Regions from separate parts of the Homo sapiens genome. Here regions 1, 2 and 3 are each linked to region 4. A link is a contact called in ENCODE Hi-C or POLR2A ChIA-PET data. All regions are on one chromosome and are shown on one strand. Each heading gives the region's core, a stretch centred on a gene start or an enhancer-like site at or near the end of the contact. The rest is flanking DNA. Distances are from core to core; before and after follow the strand shown. Region 1 has its middle 370 kb from the start of PRR16. Region 2 has its middle 76 kb from the start of PRR16. Region 3 has its middle 410 kb from the start of PRR16. Region 4 overlaps HSD17B4 (hydroxysteroid 17-beta dehydrogenase 4).

Region 1 (3,079 bases), core at 11-2,510, 630 kb before region 4:
CATAAACAATATTACTACTTAGGGGTGTTTTTATTTTCTAAGAATAGGAAAATAAGCTCTGAAAAATTTTAGAATATTAATTTAAATTTGAATTATCTCACAAAGATTGACTAACAAAATATAATCATTTCTTTTACTATATGATTTTATATATAATCAAGATATATTTATATGACTTTAATATATTTATTTAATGTTTTCTTTCTAGGAATTAAAATAATACTATGTCCCAAGTTTCTGCATTGGTAAATTTTTCTGCCAAAAAATTCAAAAAGAAAATGTAGAGTAAGATGTGCTTTAATGAGCCACGTCTAGCTATATGTTAGGTTGAAATATTTGTCTTTTTTAAAGCAGTATGAATGCACAATAGAGGGTTTTATACATTGTTATCAACAAATTGAGAAACCAAAGCTTTAATCGAGTTAGCGTTTCCCAACTCCAGTAAAAAATATACAAACATGTACATAATATACAAATTAAAACTGTTTGAGGCACAAAGTAATAACCTATTACTAAATACAGAGCACAGAGGTTAAATATCAAACATTTACTGAAGGTTAAAGAGACATCTTTTGTCTATTTTTTCCTAGGTTGACAAAATACTCAATCTGCTAGCTCATATTATGAAAACAGCCAAACGAAAATTCATCAGAAAAACTGAATACTTACCAAGCCAAACTAATTATGTACACAAATATATTGATTCTTCTGGCGTACTGTATCTAAGCAACTAAGCATTACTGAAGTTGTTTATGTTGTGCATCTTCAAACAAAGTTACTTACTGGCCTAACTCATTTCCCATCAGAATTCACAAACCATTTCTTTGCACCAACTACAAAGTAAGGTAGAAGCACAATTAAAGCCATCAGCCATGTAATCTTCCAAGATCACAGGAAAAGATAAAGAACTCTTACTACTGGACTTAAATGTCAAAAGACAAATCCTCTTGTCTTTACTACAAGAAATAAAAGAACAAAAAAAGTGCATTGTATTAACATATAACACTGTTTTTCTTAGTTTAAAATAATCAAATTCTATTTTGTAAAAGTAAATACAATAAAAAATAAATAGAAGGGCAAGCTTAATCAAACCAACATACTGTTGGCAAAAAGTTACTTACTATTGGTGTCTTAGACACAGTTCATTAGTTAAAAATCTGGGAGGCAGGGGTGGGTAGGTTGGTTTTTTTCTGTACCCGTTTTGTTTATCATAAAGTGACTTGTACCCTGATGGCTGGTTTCACTTTCCCTCTCTACAAGTCATGCCTATACTCAAGAAAAGAAGTGTCAATCTCAAATTTACAGTCAAAATACTGAAGCGAGGAATATAAAATATGTCAAATTACTTCAAAATGACTCAGGCTTAGCACAGAAAATGCACAAAGGAGCATACGTCTATTCACATTGTTTACTCATTCAATAGCTATTTATAGTGCAACATATAAAATCCTAGAAGCTTAGGGAACTATATTAATGATTAGCCCTGATAACTGTTCTCAAGGAATTTATAATCTTATCCTCAGTTATATACAGGTCCCTTTCACGAGTTTTCAAGTTTTGCACAATTTGAAGTCCTTGAAGCACTATCTGAGAAACTTCATTATAATAAAACAGAAGTTTTCTGGCTATAAAAATAACATTTTAAAAAAATTATCTGCGTCCCGATGAGAGACAAAGGAATCAGTTATTTTTTCCTTTTATAGTTCCCTAAATCCCCTGGAATCATACTCTCAGCTCCCATTGTATTTTTGTGATAGTTCTTTTTAAACATCTACCTCAACTCCTCTACTCCAGATTCACTTCTTTAATGCTGTCTGAATGGCTCAAGATTAATTTTCTATACTTTCTCTTTGAACAAATTCTTAGAAATCAAAATGTCAATGATCCTGAACAAAATTACTCTCCAAACACTGGCTTGTGCCAGGAATCATGACAATTGCTTTCTAGAAACTTAGTTTCTGTTACTTTCAAAATAGTCTGATATTTATGGGAGGACCTGCAGGTCTCAGTTTAAAAGAAGTTAACATATTAGTTTGAATGAGAAATTGGGAGACCTCAGATATATGAATAACAGATGAGAGATACTTTTCACATAGTAATAAACATTTCACTAAAGTGATAATCACAGAAAATAAGCAATCACAAAGTTCTTAGAGAAACAGAGAGGTTTCACTGTTAAATTTTTTTAATTGTTAAGATTTATTTTGAGTTGGTTTTGGGATCATTTAAAATCATAAAATATGCAAGTCCTATGCTAGTCCAGCTGCTTAATTTCCTAGGATTATTTATGACTCACTTTTGTTCAATAAGTAAAATTACCGTCCCTGCTAAATTTGAGTTACCAGACACTTCCAAAATATTTCTGAAATCAACAACTGTTTTCTAATTTGCTACTTGGCCTATCTTCAAAAATGTATTTAACACTTGTAGTAATGTCTCAGAGATTTGATCAAAGGTGTTTTAGTTATTTGTCTTCCCACTATAGCCGTGACTGATTTAGAGCAGACAGCACTTCTGCAAATAAACTTCACAAGTGTCTAAATCATATCCTTATACACAGAAGTGCCTGAACCCAAGGGACATCAAATGGTTAAACACCAAAGCCCTCAGCAGCTGCAGCCAACAGGTGATATATGATATGGTAGAAGAAATAACCTTAGAGACACTTCTTTGATTAAAGGGCTGAGAGATATTGAAGTGGTTATCTTTCTGCCAAAAGCCAAAGTGGTCTAATACTGGTGGTCAAACTTAGATGATCATCAGAATCACCTGGGCAGCATTTTAAATACAGAGATTCTTGGGCTCCCTGCCCAGTAATTTGGTTCAAAGCCTTAGGACCAGAAATCTGTATTTTTTATGAAGTGTCCCAGTTAGGGAAGTTTCTCCAATTCCCTACTGAGGCAGGATTAGAATAGATGATAGAACCATATAATTGTATAATGTATATTTACTTTCATATATTACTGTTTAATGATCCTGAATATAGTTTATGTGTCTACAAGTAACTTTTTAACTAACCCTTTTGCTTATATTTATAATATCCATCTAAGGAAACAATTCAGCTATTCTTATACAGATA
Region 2 (3,229 bases), core at 253-2,752, 920 kb before region 4:
CATCACATGAAGAGACAGTGAGGAGGTGCTGGTCTATGAACCTGAAAGTGAGTCTTTACAAGATCTGCACTACATTGATCTTGGACATCCCGGCTTCTGGATCTGTGAGAAATAAATTTCTGTTGTTTATAAGCCACCCAGTCTAAGGGGTTTTATGATAGCATCTGAACAGACAATGACACTTCCTAAGGTGATTTTCAAAACTAGGTATTTTCTTATACATTTTAAAAGTTAGAATGTAAAATTTGTATCATATATTTCAATAGCTAAAAAGGATATTATTTCCATTTTAAATACAACTGTTATTTTTTAAAAGACAGCCAAAAGGATTATAAATATAATAGTAATTATGTGATTAACCTATCATTCAGTATATGAACAAATTATTTTTAATATTAAAAAGGCTCATTATTTTTTCTCAATGAAATTATATTTTCATCCAATTTGCCATAGAAATGTTTATCCTAGTATATATTTATGCTTGAATGTTTCTATTAAACACCCTATCATACTTCTTTAAAATATGAATACATAATTAAATATAAAATTACATTATGTTTCTAAAAATAGGCTTCAAGTATCTAAAATGTCTTCTGAAATTAGTTATTGCAATTTTTTTTTTTTTTGAGATGGAGCCTCGCTCCTGTTGCCCAGGCTGGAGTGCAGTGGCACAATCTCAGCTCACTGCAACCTCCACCTCCCGTGTTCAAGAAATTCTCCTGCCTCAGCCTCCTGAATAGTGGGATTACAGGAATGCGCCACTGCACCCGGCTAATTTTGTATATTTAGTAGAGATGGGATTTCACCGTGTTGGTCAGGCTGATCTCGAACTCAGGTGATCTGCCCACCTTGACCTCCCAAAGTGCTGGGATTACAGGCATGAGCCACTATGCCCGGCTATTGCAAAATTTTTAACCAATTTCTCAGAGCAACAGTAGAAATCATTATAAATGAAAATTCAAAAACATAAAAAGTAATAATTTTATTGGAAAGAGATCTATCCATGAGATAACTGGGAAGGAAAGTTATGGTCCCTTGATTAAAGGAGTTTTCCTTTAGCATCTGGAAGTTTTGCATCTCTGGGCAGTGAAACAAAATTTAGGATGAGGAGAGGTACCAAAAAAATAGTGATTGTCAAAGGACAGCCAGGAAAGGAGAAGAGGCATGCAAAAAAGACTGGGGGACACTGAAAAAAGTGGTGCCAGTGCTGGCCAGAGAAGACTGTTACAGAGCACAGCAGAGGCTTTCACATGGCAGGCATAGGAGCAGATGTAGGAAGAAAGGTGTGCATACATATAAAATGTTGTTGCTGACATTAGAGCTAGTGCATCCAACACTAGTAAAAGAAAAAAAAAATTTTACAAACTGACAGAAATAAAGACATTGAGCAAAGTATGAATCATATCCTGTTCTTGTAGAATTTTGTGGTTAATTTGGTTATGGGAATCAGCCACTAGAAGTTTGTATAAATGTCTTTTGACTGAGCTGTGCAGAACCAAAAAGGACAAACAGTTTCAAATAGAGGAAATTGCTTCATCTTTAGAGTGAAACTCTGGCATTTACTTAAATTTGTGTTCCAGCTGTCAAATTCAACAGAAGGCAAAGGTTAGCTGTTTTTAGGATCTAATAAATACTTGAGAAATACACTCACCATAGAGCCTGCCCACTGGTAAAATATTCCACACACATCTGCTTAATGAATAAGTGAACTAATTAATGAATGAATGGTCAGCATCCCCACCAAAGAGGCAGAAGAATCCTGAAACCCTTTATACTGCATATAGGAACAAAGACCTGAGACTTTGACATCTGTGAAAACCTGCTGCTACTGTGATAATTTTAGGAAACGTATCAATTGAACTTCTGAAAGTGATTTTAAAATGTTTATTTTAATTGTATTTTTCTAGCTCTTCCACTTTGTCATCACAAATACTCTTAGTCTAAGGTACTTATGAATTATTTCCCCAGCAAAAACACCAATTCTAATTTAAAGCCTCAAGGCTTTATTTTGAAAGGAAAAGCTAAGCTAGAGAACTGAGATTTAAATTGATTTGAGTGAATATTCAATTAATGTGAAAACATCTATGAATAATAGAGATAAAAAGAATTGGGAATTAAATAGAACTATATCTCTTCAGATTTATTTATTTTAGGTTATGTAAATTAAGGTTATCTGAGAAACAAATGCCAAGATGGGATTAGACATGAAAAACATTTACTGGGAAAACATCTGCTAAGGATAAAGGCAAGAGAGTTGGAGAAGGTGAAAAGAACCTCCAAACCAAGATGCAGATCTAAGCCTGTAGAAGTAGAAGGGGAAGGAAAGATGATGGGGTAGGGAGGATTTCACACTGCAGATCAGTTCTGAGCCAGTTGGGTCAGGCCAGTTGGGGAAGGAGGCCTTACACTCATACCTGTTGTAAACTGAATGTTTGTATCTCCCCAAAACTTGTATGTTAAAGCCTAATCCCCAAGAGGGGTCTTTGGGAGGTGATTAGGTTATGAGGGCAGGGCACTCAAAAATGGTATTAGTGACTTTATAAGAGTCTGAAGAGATCAGAATTCTTCCCTTCCACCATGTGAGGACACAGGTAGAAGATGCCAAATATGAATCAGAAAGTGAGCCCTCCACAGACACTAATCTTCATATTTTTCCATTCTTTACTCTTTGCTGCAGTCTGAATGTTTGTGCCCCAAACAAAATTCATATGTTGAAATTCTATCCCCCAAAGTGATGTTATTAAGAGGTGGGGCCTTTGGGAGGTGATTCAGTCTTGGGGCAGAGACCTTGTGAATGGGATTCTTAACCTTATAAAAGGGATCCAGAAAGAACCCTCCCTCCTTCCATCACATGAGCATACAGTGAGGAGGTGCCATTCTATGAACCTAAAAGTGGGTCTTTACAAGATCTGCAGCACCTTCATCTTGAACTTCTCAGCTTTCAGAACTGTGAGAAATATATTTTTGTTCTTTGTAAGCTACCCAGTTTATGGAATTCTGCTACAGCAGCCCAAATAAACTGAGCCATACCTCCATCATGATGGCTCATTGAGTGTGGTCACTCACTGAGTAGGCCTCAGCAGTACCTGCCAGATGATCCAGTGAGGCAGCAGCATGGAGCACCTCTCAGTTCTGCCTGCAGTTGGAGATAAGAGCCACAGATTTTCACAGATGTAGCAAAACTGGGATAGACATGTTTTTGATATTTTAATGTTTCTTATTCTAATTT
Region 3 (2,872 bases), core at 203-2,702, 580 kb before region 4:
TCAAATGATTCTCCTGCCTTAGTCTCCCGAGTAGCTGGAATTACAGTTGTGCACCACGACACCTGGCTAATTTTTGTATTTTTAGTAGAGACAGGGTTTCACCATGTTGGCCAAGCTGGTCTCACTCTCCTGACCTCACATGATCCACCCGCCTCGGCCTCCCAAAGTGCTGGGATTACAGGCATGTGTCACTGTGCCCAGACGAATCAGGATATTTTAAAACCTCATCTGTCTAACTATGGCTAGGAAATTTGCTTTTAGTCCTACGATGAATAAAATAATAAGTGACACTACTGTACATCAGCTAATGGCTGAACTGCTAGAACTAGAACTACTAGCACCGTATAGATGTCTCTGAAATTAACAAATGCTCAACAGTCACACGTATTTCTGGAATATACTAAATTATACATAAAACTAATAACACCCTTGCAAATGTATTTTAATACTTATAATATTTAATTACTAACAATCTGTGGATAAATTTTATAAATATTTTAATGTTATTTTTTTAACACGTTTAGTTGCCCATATGAACTTAAGCTAAAATTATGACAGAATTTGTTCTAAGCAGATAAAGGAAGTTTTGGAAAACTAAAACTTGCTTTGTTGTTATCCTTCACCAGAAGGTTATTTTGTACTGATTTTAAGCAAAGATAAGAGAAACTGGTTATTGCCGTATTCAGCCTAATTCCTTTGACAAAATACCCAGGAACAGAAGCTCATATTTCATTTGTCCCAAATGGCCTTCCGGTTGCTTAAAATACCCTTATTATTCTTGGACTAAGAACATGTTCATTTTTCTCATATTACTCTGAGATTAATTTTGGCAGTACGAAGACCTACTGATTGAAATCTATAAATAAAATAGAATAGGAAATGTATAATAGTCTTAATTTGAATAATATTGCTTTCAAATAAATAACGATGAAATTCAGTTCTGTAGAATTTGAAATATCAGCTTTTATAAATTTTGCCAAACATCTTGTATCTGAAAAATCTCAAGTATTTTAGGGAACCTACTGTTTTACTAACATTGAACGTTCTTACAGAATTGAACATTCTCATGTCTTTACACCCCTATCTAGATTAAAATTTGCTCTGGTAAGTTTGTACTACACTGAAGACGTAAGTCTGCATTTTGCTCTTTGAAAAAGCCAGGCATATTTATAGCTCTCTTCAGTGGAAAGATAGAAACAGTGACAACACTTAAGTTGAAAAAAAAGAAGGAAGGGAGAGACATGGAGGAAGGGAGGGAGAAAAAAGTAAAGAAGATAGTCAATATAAATATAATTTAGTTTCTCAAGACAGCCAAAAAAGTAAACAAATGAATAACTAGTGTCTGACAGAAATGTGAAAGTTCCAGGAACATGGCAAATAAAATCTTGGACAAAGACATGTGCAGCGGAACATTCAGCACCCTACAGTTTGAAGTACACCATGTACTCCAAGACTTTGGAGATCAGGACACTGTTTGTGTCCAACACTTCATAGACATTGGCAGAAAACCCCCAAAAATGTTTTCCTGCACCTGGTGGGTAACTAACTATATCTCTAATGAAAGGGTTTGTATGTTCTGTAATGTGTTAACAGGATAAAAGAACATGTATTTATGAAAATGTGAAGGAAAGATGGAATAATGTAGCCTCTTTATTTTTTGTAACTGACCTAATCTTCTTCCCCCGGGATGGGTGGATGGAATTGAAGTTTGCTTAACAAGATTTTGCAGTCCTCTCCAGTTAAAACTGTTTCTTCCAGACTCTTTTATGTAAAGCCCCAATGGTTTAAACTGTCTTTTCTTTTCCTTGTCATTTCTAAAGAGGGTATGGGATGCTTAGGTAATCTCATGGTGCCAAGAAAGAGAGTCTCATTTCTGCCCTACAAAGGATTCTAAATGGCATGCTCCCTCAAATTTTAATCATTTTCTTATAGCACAGGGGGAAAGAATATTCATTGTTGATTAAAGGAATCATAAGTGGAATATTTCTATTAATTTTTACGTAGAGAGACAAAAAATATCACCTGGGCTCTATCACAAGTCCCCACAGCTCTTGAGTGCCATTCACATAATGGTTGGCTTCAATTCATTCTATGAGTTTAAGATGAGTAGCAGCAGTCAGCATAGCCCTGAAGATGTTTGTATTTCTGCCATGTTGGATTGGGTGCCTAAAGTTAAATTTTTATTTGTATACCAAAGGCAAATCCCACAATCTCAGGGTTGTCACTGTGAAAAATAAGATGCAATTCTCCAGAATAGATCTTTTCAACGTTTTTGAAAACGAGTCTGTTCCCGTATCAAGTCACATGGTTACTAACAAAAGATATACAATGCAGATTCTAATAAATCAGAAAGTCATCACAGCCAGAAAAAGCTTTATCTCAAACTGATTCAAAAGCATATGATTGATAGATAAGAGATAGGAAGTTTTGACAAACTGACTACTTGATGTTCAGTTATAGAGAATTTCCAAATTCCCATAACCTCAAAATGACAATCTTTCATAGGAAGTTTCCACTTAAAGAAATTATTTAGTAAGAATGAACTGGCAAAGATGAAGAACGGAAATGACATGTAATAGGCTGTTAACATAACCCTTGGGTCAGATTAAGATGTAATGCTACAAATAATGCCTTTACAAATGTATTTTACTAACAGGTTTGTTCTCTTAAGGAAAGAGGGGCTGATGATATATTTCACTGAGATTATAAAGATGTTCATTGACTGGTTGAACAAACAAAACTACTATTAATTTAAGCTCTCCTGCTTCAGAAACCAAGATTTTTATATGGCTTAGGTGACAACTTCTGAAAGAAACTGACATTCTTATTAATATTATAGCATGAAATTAAAAGACTTCTGAAATGACATTGA
Region 4 (2,941 bases), core at 207-2,706:
TGACACTTACCATAAAACATCTCCCTATATCCAATTATATATTTACAAACATTAATTGATAATTTACTATTTGCAGGAAAATCTACAGAGGGACACACAAATGTATAAGAATGGTGTTTGCCCTCAAAGAGTTTATAATCTATTGAAAGTTAAGTATGCGATGGCCACAGTAATACACAGATTTTAGCATAAAGTGTATATCCAAGCCAACATAATCAAATAAGAACAAATATCAAAGTTAATTTACACAATAATTTATGAAAAAATTTACAAAATAACATGCAAAAACTAATAAAAAGATACATAGATAAATGCCAAATAACTTGGAAAAACAGAACTTAAGAGAATTACTTGAAACAAAGAATCTGCATTGTGAAATGATCTTCTCCATAGGGTTATTGCATAGATTTTGAAAGCTGTAACAATAAAAAAGTTACTAATTAATAAATAGCATAATGGTATACATGAAAATGTAATAGTTATGATTAACACAATTTTTTTTAAACAAGATTTTTTTTTCTTCTGAAAAACTGCTCTTTTTAAAACTGGGGTGAGAGTTGAAAGTGGAATTGGATAAATAAGTAATGGGATAATATGGAGAAAAAGCCAATGCCTAAAATTAGCTAAGGCATATATATTTTCACTTAACTTTTTAAAAACAGGAAATGAGTTTTTCAAAATGTGGACTGAGATTTTTTTTTGATAGTATAATATGATAAGTCTTACTGAAAATAAAAATGTTACAAGACACAAAATAATAGAAAGAGGCTTGTATTATCCCTCAAGAGATGGAAAAAGTGTTAGGATTCTCAAAAGACTGAATTCTTATTAATTGTTCATTTCAATGCAATTATTCAAATGACAGGAAACAACCAGTTAAAAAAATCAAGATTTTAAGACAGTTAACAGTCTTTTATGACCCTTTTTAAGCACAAGAAAGTTCAAAAGCAAATTAGAAAACGTGATACTTAAGTGAAGAAAGCATTGTTTGATTGTGCAATGAAACACTACCCCCAAGTGGAAATTTTACAAAGCGCAACCAGGCAGGCAAGCATTGAAAGCTGGATAAATAATTTATTGAGATCAATCATGGGTAGTTAAATAATATTGGGGTAAATTTATCTCAAACAAATCTCTACATTAGAGACCACTAAATTGACACTGACCCACTCAGCAATCCCATTATCACCAGAGCGAAATCACAGAAATTAAAATCTTAACTAGAAAATACTGGTTAGATGTCATCAAGATGGCCAACTAGAGGTGCCCAATCCTTGTCTCCTCCGCAGAGAAGAATCAAAACAACAAATAACAGCACTTCAGGTAGAATGTCTAAGAGAGAACATGAAAATTCAGCAAGGAAGTGACAAAAACCCTCTGAGGCACAGAAACTCTGCATGGCAGCTTAGAGGGGGAAGTGAAGCATCCAGATGGAATCAGCTTAGAGCTGACAGGGACTTCCCATTGTGGGCAAAAGGTTAAGTGGGGGACACCCAAGAGTCGCCATTACCATCACAAATACCTGTAATCACAGACCCTGAGCTCAGTATAGGAACCTGCCTGGAGTATACACAGCTGAATTGCTCCTGAAAAGAAACACAAGCTGAGTCCTCCCTATCCCATGAGACCCAAGCTGTTACAGTATGACACCATTTTGGTAATGGAACCACTGCTGGTGTGCATTCTGACCTGGAGGCCAATAGCCCAGACACCTCCACATCCTAGGGGTGCCATCTGCCATCATCCCACCATGCCCACACAGAAGGCTGCAGGATCATGACCCCAGCTAGTTTCAGTGGTACCACTATGACCTCAGCACCTGAGTCCATGCAGCACCCTACACTCCAAAAAAAAAAACAGACATTCAAGTACAATGGGGACGCTGCCACCAGGAAGAGAAAGGCTGACATACGCATTCCCCAGAGACTGAGAATTAGCCTGGCCAGCATCTATCACCTCAAGCAACCATGACCTATCTAGCAGTAGAGCAACCATGTGCCACATGTGCCCCATATGGACCAAGACAACTGACACCACCAGCAACCCTTCCCCCTCCCATGGAGGATCTACCATGCACCATGCTCACCCACCAGGGACAGACAACTAACCCATCTGGCAATCCCTGTTCCCAGCAAAACCATGCCACTGTCTCCACAAACCCCAAAGTCAAGGCCACTGAGGCACATACAGACACTGTTGATGTTGATTACAGCCAAAGAAATCACAAGGCAATTACACATCTGTGCCCAACCAGAAGCTAAACCAAACACCTAACCTAACTGATACATAGAGAAAAAAGTCTTTCCCTACAAAAGTTAATTCATAAAAGGGGAAGATACGACTGTTCTACTAGACACACAAATATCAATGTAGGAACAAAAGAAACATGGAAAAACAGGCCAGGTGCAGTGGCTCACGCCTGCAATCCCAGCACTTTGGGAGGCCCAGGCAGGTGGATCACTTGAGGTCAGGAGTTTGAGACCAGTATGGCCAACATGATGAAACTACATTTCTACTAAAAATAACAAAAATTAGCCAGGCGTGGTGGTGGACACCTGTAGTCCCAACTACTAAGGAGGCTGAGGCAGGAGAATTGCTTGAACCAGGAGGCAGAGGTTGCAATGAGCCGAGACCGCGCCACTGTACTCCAGCCTGGGCAACAGAGTGAGACCCTGTCTCTAGGTGGATAAATAAAGAAATAAAAATAGATACCTTTCTTTAAACACTTTTTTTAAGTTAAAAAAAAAAAAGAAACATGGAAAAACAGGGAAACACAACACCTCCAAAGAAACACAACTCTCCAGTAACAAACCTAAATAGAAGAAAATCTACGAAATTCCTGAAAGGGAATTCAAAATGATGATCTTAAGGAAATCCAGTGAGATACAAGAAAAATATAGATAGATAATACAAGAAAATCAGAAAAACAATTCATTATCTA

Evidence for each region. A loop is a pair of places that touch in the nucleus more often than their neighbours do. ChIA-PET counts read pairs that join two places held with the same protein, here RNA polymerase II (POLR2A). Pooled maps may share reads with other maps.
Region 1: a loop to region 4 is called in a map with no recorded cell type, with 4 times the contacts of the local background. The contact joins two enhancer-like sites. A Hi-C loop is called at or near these places in 9 of 37 single-sample maps with no recorded cell type and 6 of 50 pooled maps. POLR2A ChIA-PET finds 5 or more read pairs at or near these places in 1 of 52 experiments (GM12878).
Region 2: a pooled map shows a loop between it and region 4 (2.1-fold over the local background). The contact joins two enhancer-like sites. A Hi-C loop is called at or near these places in 1 of 50 pooled maps. POLR2A ChIA-PET finds 5 or more read pairs at or near these places in 2 of 52 experiments (GM12878 and H1).
Region 3: a map of mammary epithelial cell shows a loop between it and region 4 (6-fold over the local background). The contact joins two enhancer-like sites. A Hi-C loop is called at or near these places in 3 of 168 maps with a recorded cell type or tissue (MCF 10A, PC-3 and mammary epithelial cell) and 5 of 50 pooled maps. POLR2A ChIA-PET finds 5 or more read pairs at or near these places in 1 of 52 experiments (activated T-cell).

Annotation. Positions count from the first base shown.
Region 1 is chr5:120,094,857-120,097,935 of GRCh38, reverse strand. No RefSeq gene overlaps it. Among named protein-coding and RNA genes, the nearest start is that of PRR16, 370 kb to the left of the region's middle. Within about 2 kb of position 1,260, at least 2 of the 41 ENCODE cell types and tissues checked have a DNase peak (open chromatin) inside an H3K27ac peak, as active enhancers do.
Region 2 is chr5:120,386,729-120,389,957 of GRCh38, reverse strand. No RefSeq gene overlaps it. Among named protein-coding and RNA genes, the nearest start is that of PRR16, 76 kb to the left of the region's middle. Within about 2 kb of position 1,502, at least 3 of the 41 ENCODE cell types and tissues checked have a DNase peak (open chromatin) inside an H3K27ac peak, as active enhancers do.
Region 3 is chr5:120,051,916-120,054,787 of GRCh38, reverse strand. No RefSeq gene overlaps it. Among named protein-coding and RNA genes, the nearest start is that of PRR16, 410 kb to the left of the region's middle. Within about 2 kb of position 1,452, at least 4 of the 41 ENCODE cell types and tissues checked have a DNase peak (open chromatin) inside an H3K27ac peak, as active enhancers do.
Region 4 is chr5:119,469,111-119,472,051 of GRCh38, reverse strand. All of the region lies in intron 2 of HSD17B4 (hydroxysteroid 17-beta dehydrogenase 4), which reads right to left. Among named protein-coding and RNA genes, the nearest start is that of HSD17B4, 18 kb to the right of the region's middle. RefSeq lists enhancers at 763-1,494, 1,495-2,226. Within about 2 kb of position 1,456, at least 2 of the 41 ENCODE cell types and tissues checked have a DNase peak (open chromatin) inside an H3K27ac peak, as active enhancers do.